Regions from separate parts of the Homo sapiens genome. Here region 1 is linked to region 2. A link is a contact called in ENCODE Hi-C data. All regions are on one chromosome and are shown on one strand. Each heading gives the region's core, a stretch centred on a gene start or an enhancer-like site at or near the end of the contact. The rest is flanking DNA. Distances are from core to core; before and after follow the strand shown. Region 1 holds the start of DEK (DEK proto-oncogene). Region 2 has its middle 23 kb from the start of CD83.

Region 1 (5,236 bases), core at 1,068-3,567, 4.2 Mb before region 2:
ACAGCCTGTCTGGAGCAGCTGCTGAGGGGATGCCAGCTGCAGTATGGAAGGCGTGGCCAGAGCTGCCCACTCCTCAGAGACAGCGGGCGCCAGGAACATGCAAGAGCCCCGTCCCCTACCACGTCAGCGAGGCGGGAGACCCATGTTCCTGGGCACAGCTGCAGCCGTCCAGCCGCAGCTCTGCACCCAGCCATCCCTGCACTCTTGGGGGCCCAGGAAACCCCCTGCCCCTGCAGGCTGAAAGTGCCTGCTCCTGAGGTTGCAGTGAGCCAAGAGCACGCCACTGCACTCCAGCTTGGGTGACAGAGTGAGACCCTGTCTCAAAAAAAAAAAAAAAAAAAAAAAGAATGTGCCTGTTCCCAGGCCTCTACCCTCTCTCTACCCACTCCCAGGGCCCACTCCAAGGCGGAGCAAAGTTGTGGCCAGGCACGGGCGCTGCTGCAACCCAGCTGGGTGTGCACGTGTTCAGGGCAGCACTGACACACCAGCCACCTGCCGCCTTGGCCCTCTCTGGACTTTGGGCACCAACAAGTGCGAGAAAGAGGCTGGTGGGGCTGAGGGTGGCTCCGCGTGGGCCTGCAGGCACCCCTCAGCACAAACAGCCTGGGCGCCATGGATGACATGTTGATGGTGGGAGGCAGACACGTTCCTGGGGGGAAAGGGGTAGGTCCCTGCCCACCTTCAAGCCAGGGATGGCCTGAAGCCTGGGGGGCCTGGTGGCCAGTTCCAGGTAGAGTCTGCAGCCCAGAGTGAAAACTAGTGGTGCTTTTTCTGGGCCCACCCATGGGCCAATCAGCACACACTTCCTCCCTTCTGAGCCCATAAAAACCCCAGACTCAGCCAGCGCTCAGGCCTACCAGCTGCAGGAAGGAGCTACCCACTTTGGTCTCCTCAACTCGTCAGGACCACCTGCCTGCAGAAAGGAGCTGCCCACTATGGGTCTCCTCTCCACTGAGGGCAGGACGCTAGTCGGGACAACCCCCCTGCAGAAAGGAGCAACCCACTTCAGGTCTCAGGAGAGCTGTTCTGTCCCTCAGTGAAGCTCCTGTCCACCTTGCTCACCCTCCAGTTGTTTGCGTGCCTCACTCTTCCTGGACACAGGACCAGAACTCAGGACCTGCCAAATGGTAGGATTGAAAGAGCTGTAACACAAATAGGGGTGAAACACAACCCCCCACTCCCAACCACGTTGCAGGCAGCAAGAAGGAGAGATGAGCTGTGGAGTGTGGATAGGATTTGAGTGGGATAAATAGTGTGGAAAATGGCATACCGTTTGAGGGTAGAAATGACACTATTCGCGTATGTTTTGGAAGGGGAACAAAAGGAAAAGGGAAGATTCAAAGGAAATGTCTAATTTTTGTCCTGCAACCCAGAGTCCAGGCAAATTTCACTGATCACATTTCTATTAAGTCCACTGAGTACAAGGATCCTTCAGGTGAGCTAGTGGTTGAAGAGTTGGGAGAAAATAAAGGAAATCACATACAAAAGAAGGCAGCATTGAGCAGGGAAGATACTGCTTTGAGTGTCTGCAGTGTTGAATGTGTAAAAAGCATCTGCATAGATGACCTAGAACTCTGGGAGAAGGGTCTGGACCCGGCCAAATAACATATTTCCTCTATTATAAAACAGAGAGTGTGTGTGAGAGAGGAGAGGAGAAGGAATGGGGTGGGAGGGAGCCTCTCCCCTTATATTTACAGGGGTGTAAATCTATGTGGCTGGCTATGTGAACCTTTAACGTGGCAGGTAGGATCTTTTTCCTTTCGGTGCACCTTACAAGCGATGCGGTCCTCAGAAATACAGATTTGGGAGTTATCTATCACCCAGCATGATTTCTGGAGCATTGATGAGACCGCTGATTAATTCTCCTCCGCCTCAGAGTAACACTGTCGATAGCGACTTCGGAGATCTCTAAACTTCTTTACCGCGCCCGCCGCGCCCCTCCGCGGCCCGGGACTGCTCATCATCTTTTCCAGGAAGCGACCGTGGAAACAATAAACACGCAGGCCCCCTAGCGTCCTTCCGTTCCGCGCTGCCAGGCCGCCTCGCCTCCCGCTCCCGCCCGCCCCGCGGGACACAGCCCGCCCGCACTCCGGGGCCCGAGCGCCGACCACACTCCAGGCGCAGCCGGGGAGAGCCCCGCGCGCGCATCCCTCCGCCCGCGGCCGAGGCGACCCCTCGCGGTCCCGCCCGCCCGAGCTTCCCGCGGAGGCACCCGGCCGCCCCGCCTCCCCCGCCCCGCGCCCGCCAACTCCCAGCTCGCGGCCCTGATTGGTCGCCGCATTCCCGCTCTCCTTCCCGAACCGCCATTTTGAAAATCTTGTTGATTCTGGGGAGCCGAGCGCGCGGCGCGAGCGTCACGCCAGACAGCGGCCCGCGCGCCTTCTCCTCGGCGTCGGCCGCCGCCGCCTCCCAGAACCTCCTCGTGCCCTCGCGTGCCAGGCCCGCGGCGGCCGAAATCCGCGGTAAGGGCTGCTTCGGGACGCCGGAGGCCCGGTCGCCCCTGCCGCGGCCGACGGGGGAGGGACGCGGCCATTTGGACGGCGGCCTGGGGCGGGGGAGGGGACGTGGAGGGCCGGCAGCTCGGGCCGGGCCGGGAACAGCGCAGGCCGGGCGGGCGCGCGCGCACGCGGGGCAGCGGGCGCGGTTTCCCGCCTCGGGAATCCCTGGACGGCGGCGGCGGAGCGGGAGGGAAGCCGCCCCTGGGGACTGAGCGCTGCGGTCCCGGCTATGGGAGGAGGCAACTTTCAGGGCAGGTGTCCCGCGGGAAGGGTAGCATCATTCAGGGTGGCCGCCCGGTCCTGCCTGCGGGAGTAGGAGGACCGAGACGTCCGGCTTTCTTCCCGCATGCAGGTTCACAGCATGTCCGCCTCGGCCCCTGCTGCGGAGGGGGAGGGAACCCCCACCCAGCCCGCGTCCGAGAAAGAACCCGAAATGCCCGGTCCCAGAGAGGAGAGCGAGGAGGAAGAGGACGAGGACGACGAGGAGGAGGAGGAGGAGGAAAAAGGTGGGGGGAGTCGCATCCCAACTGATGAATTTTTCAGACCGAAGTTTTTTTGTATTTTTCACCCAGGAAACAGTTTTCTTGCTCTTTTGGTGTTTAGAGGCGTGAAGTCGGAGTGATTTTCAGCGAGAATGTGTGCACAATTTATCTGCTTTTGTTTTGAGCGATGGCGTAGAATTGACTTTGTGTATTCCGGTTTTTAAAGTATTTGTTAGCGTGGTAGAGATGTATTGGAGTGCAGCCGACTTCTCGTCCGCTCTAAACGTTCGTTAACATTTCATCATTTGACGGGAAGTTTGTAGGTCTTGGATTTGATTTTTTTTTTTACCTGTGTGTGTGCACCTTTGAAGTTGCTAAGTGGATGTTCTAATTTTGTCCTTTTCATTACACATCTTTTGCCTTTTGAAGTTATTGTAAGGTCTTGGTGCAGCCCGTTAAGACTGAAGTTATAAGGCTAGACCCGGAAGTATTTGAATACTTTCGAATATTTTTACATTTACCAAAAAGTTTCCCTCCCTGGCAAACAGCGGTGAAAGCTGTTGCTACTTGAGAAAGTAGTTAAAAATGAAGAAAGTGAACTCTGAAAGAAAGTTAAATGTGAGCCCAGCACTGTCTCGGTTTCGAACCTGTGTCTGTTTTAAGGGAGGGCGATATGAGCCCTGATTTGACTGGAGGTGTGAAACGGAAACTTGACTGAATAGAGGAGTGTGCTGCGGCAGTTTATCCAGGATGCATGCAGTGTCTGTTTCAGGTGTACCCGCTTCTTGACATGTTTCCAAACATTTAAAAATCCGAGTCGCATCTCTTAGCATTCTTTGATATTAGCTTAGTCTGCGGTTATTTCGTATATGTTTACGACTCAGCCACACTTGGGAAGAGGTTGAAGCGCTCTTCCTAAACCCGGATTTTTTTTAAGCCTCAACCAGCCTGTGGTCACAATCTGGGTTAAGATTACAAGGTGTGCCTTTTGTTTGTTTAAAGTGGTATGTGCCCTAAGAAGGGCATATTTAAGTAAAGCATGGCTTTTTAAATATAAGTTTTCACATAAACTATTGCTTAACAACATGTTATTTTAAAATTATTTTTAATACAACAACAAAATTGGCTGCACTATCTCGCTGCTAGCCAAAGAGGCTCTGCACTTTTTCTCCAATTTTTTGTTTGTATTTTGGTCTTCTGGTGGGGGCAGGGTTGAGATGCCAAAGAAATGGTGAATTTTCTTCATGTCAGGAAAAAATTAGAGAAGTCATGTAAATATACTGTAAGTGGCCAACACAGTAATGCTTGGGGAAGAGTTGGTAGTTGAAAGAATCCCATGTTTTGTTCTAGACAAATTATTTTTAAAAACATGATGTTGTAGAAATTTTATCCCCTAATAGTTTTATTGTAGCTGTGATTTATTATTCTTTTTACTAATTTGAGGTGTTTGTGGGACAAGTAGAATTGTGAAAGTTTTTATTTTACTTAACCCTGAATATTTAACTTTAGAACTGAGGCATCATGGAAGCCAGACAGTGAAATACTTTCTGTATTAGGCTTTTTTTTTTTTTTGCGTTACTATAAAGAAACACTTGAGGCAGGGTAGTTTATAAAGAAAATAGGTTTTATTGATTCGTGGTTCTGCAGACAGTACAAGAAGCATGGCGCCAGTATTTGCTTCTGGTGAAAGCCTCAGGAAACTTCCAATCATGGCAGAAGACAAAGGGGGAGCAGGCATTTCATTTGGGAGTGGGAGCAAGTTGTAGAGGGAGGTGCCATGCTCTTTTAAACAAATCTTGAGAGAACTCACTCACCACCACGGATTACCATGCTAAGCCGTTCATGAGGGATCTGCCCCCATGATTTAATCACCTTACCAGGCCTCACCTCCAGCATTGCAAATCACTTTTCAACACGAAATTTGGAGGGGGCAAACATCCAAAGCATATCATTGCACCCCCGGTCCCCCAACTCTCATATGTTTCTCACATTTCAAGATTCAGTTGTGCCTTCGCAGTAGTCCCCCAAAGTCCGGTCTTGTTTCAGCATTAACACAGAAGTCCCAAATCTGTAAGTCCAGAGTTTCATCTGAAGATGAGTTTCTTCCACCTATGAGCCTGTGAGATCAAAAACAAGTTATTTACTCCCAAGATACAGTGATGGTACAGACATTGGGTAAAATTCCCATTCCAAAAGGGAGAAAGGCCAAAAGAAAGGTGCAATAGGCCCCACACAGTCTGGTTTGGTTTTTGTTTG
Region 2 (5,216 bases), core at 1,744-4,243:
GTACCACATTTCTCTGGCCATGGGGCCTGGCCTAGGGGTGGGCGCTTAACACAACTGAGTCAGTGATTTTTCATAGCCTTTAGCTGCCACTGTTAGAGGCCATCTTCCTCTTTTTCCTTGCACTAGCATCTGGGAGGTAGTAGACCTGGAGTAACCAGCAGCCCTCTTGGCATCATGTGGAGCCTTGAAATGAAGCCGAAATGGAAGGAAGAGAGCAATGCTAAGAGGGGAACAGACCAGTTCCTGAAATATTGTTCAAGCCCCTGGATCAAGCCCCTGCCCTTTTTAATGAATTGCATGAACTAATTATTTCAAGTTCTTGCCTATGCCTGCTTGAGTTAGGTTTTCTGTAACATGCATTCAAACCATCTCAATGGATACATTAGTTCAAATCTCTCTATTATTGGTGTGGAATCTGAGTCTCAGTAGAGTGAAAGCACAAGCCCAAAAATCATGCTGGAAGATAATAGCAAGGGCGGCGCTAAGACTCAGAACCTCTGGCTCCAAGTTCAGATTACACAGTCAGTGTGGCAGACGGCCTTCACCTAGGGGACAACTTATGTTCCAGGTGGAAGAGAAAGAGACAGAAAGCAAGCTAAGCCCCCTCGTATGGCCTAATATGTCCCAGACCTCCAGACTCAGGGTTTATGAGAGTTGAACGAAGTTTCTGTTATTACAGGTATCAGCCATCAAGATGTGCACAGAGAAAACTCAGCAACTGGGAAATCAGCTGCATGGTAGCAAGATACACAGACTTGGAGTCAGAAGATGTGGGCCCAGACCCTGATATCCACCCACTCTTGTGGGTGGGCGCCTTCTGAATGTGAAGGGAGGCTAATAATAGTGCTCCTGGGAGTCCAAAGACTGATGCTTTGGAGAGGCCTCTGTAAGCCAGCATCCTCCTCCAGCAGTGCTCAGGCCTGGAAACAATCCACAGGCTGTTTAAATGGCCATCACAGAGGTTTTTTTCAAGGCAGAATTCTGCCTTCTCTTGACAACAAACAAGCAAGACTTGAGAACACCTGGGGAGAACTGTGACCTACATGCCTTTTTGTCCAGGCAGGAGAGGCTGACGCGCCCTCAGTTCTCCTTCACCCACCCCTACCCAGTGCAGCTAGAAACCTGGGGGTGTGTTCCAATGGCCATTTAGGGTCCGACACTGCCATGGGCCTCACACAAGAGAACTCTTGCTCTGCAGCCAGCTGTCTTCCAAAGCAGGGAAGCAAAGGATTCACCCAGAGGGCCATGCGAACTTCCCGCCCTGGCTTCCAAGCTGGTCACCCGCCTCACTCAGCACATGACCGCCTGGTCCAGGGGAGGCCTCTGAATTCACAGGCATAACTGTAAATGCAAATTCCCATGTAAAGCTCATGGATGAAAGGAAGGAAATGAGAATTAGGACTCAAGTTCTGTTGGGTGAAATGTAAAACCTGGGTATCTACTCTGATAAGATTAAAGTGAGTAATTGGCAGGTGGACCAGTGGTGAGCTTCAGGGATCAAGAACACAGGGAAGCAAGTTTAGAGGCCAAAAAGGCAGCCACTGGGTGCTAAGCAGGGGAGAACTAGTGATGTTGACTGCCTATGGCCGGGTGAGGGCCGAGGACGAGCCTCCCAATGCTGGGCACAGGTACAGCTGCTGACGTTGACCACTAGGTACAGGAAACCAGGCAGACCTTTACAAAGGCTGGGCAACATCCTGGTGAGCTCCCATGTGGAACCCACAAGAAGCCACGTTTAGTCTCACAACATTTATGGGGAAATTCCCCTGAATTGACGTTTAAGCTTTAATAGAGGAAATCAACATTCTCAGTAAATCTGGTAAAAGGTCTATGGAAACTTTGTTAAATTTCAGCCAGAGACACCCCCAATGGCTGGTCCAGCCAGTGCTGTCCATTATGCAGCTCATTCCATACAAAGTCCTTGTTCTCAAACTTGGCTAAGGCCTCCTATGAGAGAACACCTTCTACACCAGAAGGTATAATTAGATGCCCTATGGTAGCTTTTAGCCCATGTTTTGAAAATCAGCGAGGTGCCTGAGCTGAGGTGGCTGGCGGATGTGCATTGAGGAGATAGGCTGACATGGGGTGTGTTCATTAAGTTATTCAACAAGCATTCATTTACTGGGTATATAGAGTTTCCAAGCCATCATGCTTAACACCGTGGAGCCCAGAGCAATGGATAAAATGGAGCAAGTCCATTTTGCTCCCCATGGAGCATGTCAGAGGCCAGTTGGGGCCAAGTGTGTGTCTGGGAGCAGGAGGGCAATGGCAATCGGGATGCCTGTGAGATTTCCTGCTGTACTTCCTTGGTGGGGCCAGACCAGAGAATGTTGCCTATTGAAAAACATTTCTTTGTAAGGGCTTTGTAAGCAGACATCTCCAGCTGGGAGCAACTGAGGAATTTTTTAATCAGAGCCTTGATCTGCTCTTGCGGCACTGCCTGAGGCTAGCAGTGTCCCTATAACACCAAACTGAATTCTAAAAAGAAAAAAAATCAACTGATTGCTTCCAAATACTGGGATGCTTATGGGGGCATGTGTGTGTGTGTGTGCGTGCGTGTGTGTGTGTGTGCCACCATGCCCGGCAAACTTTTTTTGTATTTTCAGTAGAGACAGGGTTTTGTCACGTGGACCAGGCTGGTCTCAAACTCCTGACCTCAGGTGATCCGCCTGCCTCGGCCTCCCAAAGTGCTGGGATTACAGGCGTGAGCCACCGGACTCAGCCAGGGCTCTGTTGTTATCCCCACATCATGCCCTTCAAGTATGCCATGCTGCCGGATGTCAGGAACCAGGCTCCAAGGGGTGGTGTCTTGGCATGACTTAGACAACCAGAGACAACAACCCCAAAACAGACCTCTGGCCTTTCTCTCCTCCTCCATCTGCCTCCTGCCAGAGAAACCAAAAGAAGAACTTACTTATAAAGGCAGTCATGGGTCTTTTCACTTGTGGCACTGTGATGCCTGGCCACTGTGGGGTTTTGGAAAGGGAAGTAGCACTGACATCATAGAAACCTAGAACTGAAAAAGACCTGAAATGTTCATCTTGTCCAGGCACCTCAGTGAGACAAGACACAGCTCCCTCTCCTTGCAGCTCTCCCTGAAGATGCAGAAATAGTACTCTACCTCCTTCAGTTCTTGCTGCCAGGGCTTTATCTCCCAAAGAGGGAAGATTTTTCTCGCAACTTGAGTTCTCATTTAACTCCAGTCTACTGTCTTTTTTTTTTCAGCCAGGAGGGTCCACTAGTCAGCATTAGGCCCCTCACAAACTTGCAAACTCAAAGATAGTGGTGGAAGTGACTATTAGTCTTTTCATTTCAGGCCAGCTAAACACAATTATCTCCACCTACATTCTTCACTTGGTTCCTGTACTGTGCAGGTTTTGTTGTTGTTGTTTTTTTAATCTATACTGTTTGCAATTTTTCCACTATTTTTTTCAAAAATGTGACTGGGGTACATTGAATTTTTGTTTCCCATTCTTCACTCTCTCTCTGTTACAGAATTCTACACCCGTGACCTTTGCCATGTGACTTTGCAGTGGCTCTCACTAGAATGAGTGCAGTGTTTTTCCTCACCCCATGGAAGCTTGGCTCAGCCACAGGCTTTGCCTTGAATAACAGACGCTAGTGGAAATGATGTAAAAGAGGCTTTAAATGTGCTTGCATGATTTGACTTGGCCTGTTGTATTTCCGCCATCACCGTAAGAAGACTATGCCCCAGGTGGTGCCAGTTCCAGAACAAAATATATAAAGCAGGCCCAAAGTAGACCTGGAGCCTGGAGCCATGCCCAGTGGAGCCCAGCCAAGATCAGCTGAGTCCCTGCCAATCCACAGACCTGTGAATAAAAAAATGAATGTTTGTGGCGTCAGCCAGTGAGACTTGGGGCATTATTTGTTATACATTATTGCGGTAGTTGATGACTAATAAAATTGCCAAAATAAGGTCTGATTTAGACTAGAGATGAATTATTACCCTATCCTTGCATCACACACTCCTCAAACCACCTCTTTTGTGACACCTTCCTTGGTTCCTTTAGCTTCTCTACAACTTGTCCACCCTAAATCCTTCTTTTTGGTGTCCTATATTTGGGCCCCTGATCATAGTCAATAAAACGTTTTCTAGAAGTCAGTCTGACATATTACTCAATACTTGCATGTTTGAAACCTTATCAACAAGACTATAAAGTCATTGAGAACAGGGACCATGCGAGTACAGGATGGATAATAAAATACTCTTATTAGGAACATTCTGTACCGTGATCTCTCATCTTTGGCAGAATAAGGCTTCCAGATGTTAGCTGGAAACACATCACCATTGCATTCATGGAATTAGCATAAGGCTATGCACACAGTAGACATAAGACGCATTCGAATATTTATGGAGTGTCCATTGGAGAAGCAAAAGTAACTGAGTTGTCAATCAAATAAATATTTCTGATCTATTAATACTCAATGTCATATGCCTTATCTTTTTTGATAAAGATAATATTCAAATTCTCAATTCCATAGATATTGAATATAAGCATTTCTCTTTCCCAGCCAAAATACATCAATAGAAATAAGTGAGAGATAGTGAAGCCACCTATTTAAAAGGCCTGTGAATCGCTTCTCAGCCTTTGGCGAAGATTAAGTTTAAAAGGACTATGAAGCAAAACCTTGTGTAAAGCTAATGTTTACTTCCTATTTTACAGTGCTCTGTTTCATTTTTATTAATAAAATACACTTTTGTGTATGACAGCTGATCATATTTGATTTTCATATTCTCTATTTAAGACCAGAGAATATTCTTCAGAACCACATTTTTTTTCCCACAGTTTAGTTTCAAATGTAGTATAGTTCCTCTTTTTATAAAACAAGTCAGGAAGGTTTGTTTTATATTAAAGCATTCAATGAAAGGGTGTTTTTTTTTTTTTAAATACAAATCTACTTTTCATATACTGGAACTTTCCAGATGACTGGTCAGATTACTACAATCGCATGTTATATTGATCTGGAGTTCAAAAAAACACCAAAAGAACAATGGGATAAGCCTGCTTTCCTTCCAAGTATGGGCATAGCTATCAAAGCACCACAACTGATTTTGCAATATTCCAGAAATTATACGTCAAAGTGAATCTTGTTCCTTCAAATCAGCCACCTTATTCATTTATTCCAAAGAATTGCCAGTGGTCAAAACTGTGCTGAAAATCTTTTTATGATTTCCTTCAAAGCCATTTAAAAAA

The links. Hi-C counts contacts between places; a loop is a spot of excess contacts on that map. Pooled maps may share reads with other maps.
Region 1: a map with no recorded cell type shows a loop between it and region 2 (12-fold over the local background). The contact joins the promoter of DEK here to the enhancer-like site in region 2. A Hi-C loop is called at or near these places in 2 of 37 single-sample maps with no recorded cell type and 2 of 50 pooled maps.

Annotation. Positions count from the first base shown.
Region 1 is chr6:18,261,611-18,266,846 of GRCh38, reverse strand. It overlaps DEK (DEK proto-oncogene), which reads left to right and starts at 2,317. Exons shown (of 11, transcript NM_003472.4): 1 at 2,317-2,462; 2 at 2,851-3,004. The coding sequence starts at 2,860. It overlaps LOC124901270 (a long non-coding RNA gene), which reads right to left and starts at 2,315. Exons shown (of 2, transcript XR_007059486.1): 1 at 1,770-2,315; 2 at 1-1,117. RefSeq lists silencers at 1,957-2,236, 2,277-2,636, 2,697-2,756 and an enhancer at 2,642-3,193.
Region 2 is chr6:14,092,073-14,097,288 of GRCh38, reverse strand. No RefSeq gene overlaps it. Among named protein-coding and RNA genes, the nearest start is that of CD83, 23 kb to the left of the region's middle. RefSeq lists enhancers at 1,802-1,931, 2,825-2,954 and a cis regulatory region at 1,453-1,953. Within about 2 kb of position 2,993, at least 8 of the 41 ENCODE cell types and tissues checked have a DNase peak (open chromatin) inside an H3K27ac peak, as active enhancers do.